Linked DNA regions of Mus musculus: region 2 is linked to region 1. The links are chromatin loops, found by intact Hi-C in ENCODE. Cell type or tissue: left cerebral cortex. All regions are shown on one strand.

Region 1 (2,500 bases):
GAGGAGACGTGAAGGGCAGGGAAATTCAAATGATCCTTGCTTTGACTGGTACTCCACGGACTCCTCACACCGACCCCTATTGATGGGAACAATCAACACATGTCAGACGTAAAACTAAGGCTGACAAAAAGGGTATTAAAGGACTTGCTTGTGAAGAAAAGAAAAATGTACCAAAGTATTTGTTGATTCTGATGATTTGAACATCGCATCGTGGGCACATACAGATACATCACATGGTCCCCATACAATTTTTACAAGCCAATTAGAAAGGTGAAATCAAAATGAAAGCAAAAAACAAACAAACAAAAAACCACAACAAAACCAGACAAGCCTCCTACTTAGGAGTCGGAGAGAAGGGAGCAGGAGGTGTCACCAGGAACAGAGGCAAGGGGCCAAATTGTGACTGGTGGGCAGGAGGACAGGGAAGAAAGGAAGGCTGGGATTCTGTCCCTTGTCACTGAACACATTGGAACGGCCCTTTGCTTCACAACCTGGCTAGTGCAATTTCTTTCTAGTGTTAACCTTTCAAAAGGCTCTTTATCATGTGAATGCTAAATTAATTGTTTTTGGAGGGCATTTTGTATATTCAGAACACTTCTAGGTCTCTTTCTCCTCTGGAAGTATAGCCACAAGAAATTAACGTACTGTAAATTAAGCACACGGGGGAAAAAAAAGAATTGTTTCCACGCAATTTCCCCGCCCCCCTCATACCTTCATTAGTGTTTCCCTTGTAAAACAAACACATTGATTCTGCTTAATTAGCAAGTTACACATTTACTGAATAAGTAAAAGATGGAGTTTGGGGACGCTGACTCGTTCTAAAAGCTCCGTGAGTTTATGATTGCATAACTACCTTACCCCAGATAATTTGTTACTAGCTGAATTTTATTTGAGACTGCAATTTTTTTTTTTTTAAGATTTAAAAAGCACGCAGCTTTTCATTATTAGCGTCCCAGTTTTGTGTCTTGGGTTCAAGTGGAAGGTATTCTGAAAGTCTTTCCTGCAGTTGCCTGTGCCTCTTCACATGCACCTGCAGCAGAATGTGCAGAGCTACGCCTCTGGAGGTTACACACCTGAGGATGCAGTGACTTTGGGGTCCCAGCTCGCTCACCCCAAGCAGGCTCTGTTTTTGCCTCAAGCGAGCAAACTTATTTTTTCCATTACTGGCGAGAAAGATTTTCAAGAGGATTGGGTTGAAGTACAGTTGATTTTCACAGCTGGGCACAGCATGGATGCAATTGTGTGAAATTAAAATGTAGTTGGAGAAGCGTTTCTGTAGTCCTAGCGATGCAGTTAAATGACCCATGGTTTGGAAAGCACCCCCTTAAGGCCTAGGCGCAATTTGGCCACTAGGGGGACCTCAAACACTGCTGACTGCAGAATGGAGCCAGGGCTCTGCTTCGAAGAAGGATCACATTTATTAAGGAGCAGCAAATGACTTGAGGCTATAACCGGTGGAAGTTATCAAGCAGGATTCTCCATACTTGAGACTTTAATTTTCTGCCTAAGCACACTGTTTGAGTTTAACTGTTTTGAGTTAACACTGCCCCTATCCATTCATTAAAAGTCTTTTTAGGGTGGTTTGGGGCCGGTTAGCAAAACTCATGAAGTGGCGTTAGTTAGGTTGTGAAGGTTGGAGCTGTTGGCTAATGCATTAAGACAGTAAATGTCACTTACTTCTTAAGCACTTGAGTGACCGTGGCCCAAAGAGAAAACAGTCAATCATGTGGCTTACTTATACTGCCCTAAAAAAAATGACCAACCACTCAGACTTAACTTCTGAAAGCAAGTTTTACTCTGAGGGGAAAAAAAAAATTAATAATGGCCTTTGTTTGGTCGTGACAGAGAGCCTTACTATTTTAACTGTCAAGAATTGTATGAGGAAACGCAAAATCTCTGGCAATCACTAAACAAATAATTACAATTTCATAAGATGTCAGGACGACACGTTGCACTTCTATAGTGAGTTACTGTAAATAGAAAGGTTTAAAATGAGGGAAAGTAACACAAACTTCAAAAAATAAAACGGAGCAGAGGACTGAACTATTTTTAGGTCCAAGATATAAATCTGAAGTCAGGCATTTAGAAAGATCCAAAATGATCTTTTTCTTCTCCCTTTCTCTCCCACTTTTCAGAGCCCAGTGCACTACAGCAAAACCATACGCAGTCGCTTCGAAGTGATTGGGGGGTCAGAAAGGCCAGCGCAAGCCTACTCAAGTGCACAGAATGGGTAATTTGGTGAGCGGTGGTTAGAGTTTGGAGCACCGGTTAAAGATTCCAAGGACTCTTTCAATCACTCATTCTTAGCCATCCTCCAAAATTGAATATTATGACTAAAGACAGAACACAGGCTTCTGCTTTTAGATCTTAAATCAAATCAGACCCCTGTTTCTAAAGCTGTGGTTTCCTGAGAGAAGAATTTATTGTTTCTTTTTAGAGAATAGATTTGCATGCAGGAGAGGTTAGAATGCAAAATTGAAACTGCTCTGGGTACATGGGG
Region 2 (2,500 bases), 49 kb before region 1:
TTTCTCTGTGAAGTCAGGGTGTTTCCATGAGTTGCGTAGCCCTTCAAAGCCTGATATGTTGCTTCATGGTGAGGACTTTGGAATAGGGTTGATGATTCTATCTGGATCTGAGTATCTGAATCATGGGGGGAATTGAGCAGATACCTCTGTGCATGCCTTGGCCCCCAGGTACCAATCTAGAATTCCTGGTGGAACCAGAGATTCTATGTATGTATGTATGTATGTATGTATGCATGCATGCATGCATCTATCTATCTATCTATCTATCTATCTATCTATCTATCTATCTAACTATCATCTATCTATCTGTCTATCTATCTATCTATCTATCTACCTACCTACTTATCTCTCTGTCTATGTATGTACATACACGTGGTGGTTTGAATATATTTGGCATGGGAAATGGCACTATTATCAGGTGTGGCCTTGTTGGAGGAAATATATCACTGTGGGGGTGGGCTTTGAGGTCCTATGCTCAAGCTCTGCCTAGTGTGGAGGAGAGTCTCCTCCTGGCTGCCTGCCCAAGACAGTCAGTCCCATTTTGTTGCCTGTGGAACAAGATGTAGAACTCTCAGTTCCTCCAGCACCATGTCTGCCTGGATGCTGCCATGATACTTGCCATGATGGTAATGGACTGAACCTTTGAAACTCTAAGCCAGTCCTGAGTAAATGTCCTTGATAAGAGTTGCCTTGGTCAAGATGACTTTCACAGCAATAAATCCCAAACTAAGACAGTATGTATGTATGTATGTATGTATGTATGTATGTATGTATGTATATATGTATGTATGTATCTATCTTTCATTTATATTCTTGGCTAAGAACCACTAGCTAGCTCAGGTAGAAGCAAGATACTTAGAATACTAAATATAAAACACTGGGGTGGGAGTGTTAATTGTTTGTACCGATGCCATAGGTATTTATGAAGAATTAACTATGTGCAAGGCACTGTTCTAGACTCTGGCCTTGTCAATCGAAGGGCCTGAGAAGGCACTGTACCTGGGGATGAGGAAGAGGACTGACCTGGTATCTCCACTTGAAGGAGAGACAGGATCTTAACGACAAACACAGGGATCCAGCAGATGGCATCAGAGAACACGATAAAAAAGAACCGGTTTGCAACAGCCACCTCCTTCCCGATGTGGCTCCTCACTTCTGCAGTCTGAAGGGCTGTTTTATGAATGGAGCAGAACATGGTGACATAGGAAATCACGATGACGAGGAAAGCCAGCAAGTTCACACCTGTTGGGAAAAGTACGCTCGTTTCACACTCTCTGAGTGGCCGGCAGAGAAGCATCAGACTGTTGATACAGCACCTGGCACTGGCCTTTCCCAGAAGCCCCTTCTCCTATGTCCTCAGAGCTCTGTCGCTAAACTTCCCAAGAATTTGGGTTTCTATTAGCCTTAAAAGAGGATTTCAAAGGCATATGTCCTTTATGAAGAATTAGGGTTGGAAGCTGAGATCTAGAATACTATGAAGTCAGACTGCCCTTCTCTTTCTCTCTCTCTCTCTCTCTCTCTCTCTCTCTCTCTCTCTCTCTCTCTCTTCCCCTCTCCTCCCCCCCCCCTCTCTTTCACACACACACACACACACACACACACACACACACACACACACACACACACACACCACATGCACACTTGGTTTTGATTTTAGTTCCTGGAAAGTCACCCCTTAAGGTGATTCTGAGATTGTAATGCACATCTCAGAAATAGATAACAATCTCAGTTCCTTGTCTTACACATATGAATAAAATAATCCTAGAATTTATCACGAATATAATTGCCTTGGAAGCACTATTCTTTAAGCTTTGGCCATTTCAATAAATATAACACATAAAAACCAAAATGCTCTTTTTGTTTACTTTTGCCCACAGTAATTTAAACTACTGTGGTTCAGAACCCTTTAAACAAACTCCATTTAGGAAAGAGATAAAAATGTTAAAGATCCAACTAAATGAATCACTCTTTGGGGGCCAAATGGTTTCACAGATACCCCCCATAACACCGATTTCTTGTTTCTCTCACTTGCTTTATTCTTGCTGTTATAAAACATCCAAAATAGTGATTATCAAATTTCTTTTAATGAGCATAAAATTTGCATATATTTCCAGAGCTTCTAAAAACATTCCTAAACTGAATTTAGACTGTGTGGAAAACTGGTAATGGCTGGGGAAACAGTTTAAATTCAAGGTTATTTTTATCCACAGCATTTCCTAGTCCACAGGCTCACTCTATTGTCATACAATAGGATTTTATAACACTGGTTTGTCTGAGGCTTCTTGTCAGAGAGTTTAGCTTAGCATAAAATAAAATGATTCTATTATAGGTGCTTAATCTACAGAGTCTCGCACCTTAATCAGAGTCTCGCGCCTTAGCTATAAAAGCCAGCCACATCCAACTTCCTTAGCACTTCAACTGGGCCTGGCTGGCCCTTGGAGCTGGGGTCCACTTTGAACCCACCGATTTTTCCTGGAACACAGCTCCCACCCAGAATCCT

What was found. Peaks named below come from ENCODE experiments on the same cell type or tissue, not always from the same donor. Only the 100,000 strongest peaks of a DNase experiment are listed, where the experiment ranks them.
Region 2: it touches region 1 in a loop (2.8-fold over the local background); 4 of 42 quality-filtered maps call a loop at or near these places.

Annotation. Positions count from the first base shown.
Region 1 is chr5:150,019,909-150,022,408 of GRCm38, reverse strand. All of the region lies in intron 1 of Rxfp2 (relaxin/insulin-like family peptide receptor 2), which reads right to left. Among named protein-coding and RNA genes, the nearest start is that of Rxfp2, 2.5 kb to the right of the region's middle. In left cerebral cortex, a CTCF peak has its summit at 1,342 (motif pointing right); a DNase peak (open chromatin) is centred at 1,351.
Region 2 is chr5:150,068,922-150,071,421 of GRCm38, reverse strand. Rxfp2 (relaxin/insulin-like family peptide receptor 2) reads right to left here. Exons shown (of 18, transcript NM_080468.2): 17 at 1,024-1,242. Among named protein-coding and RNA genes, the nearest start is that of Gm38755, 8.0 kb to the right of the region's middle. In left cerebral cortex, a CTCF peak has its summit at 1,087 (motif pointing right); a DNase peak (open chromatin) is centred at 1,108.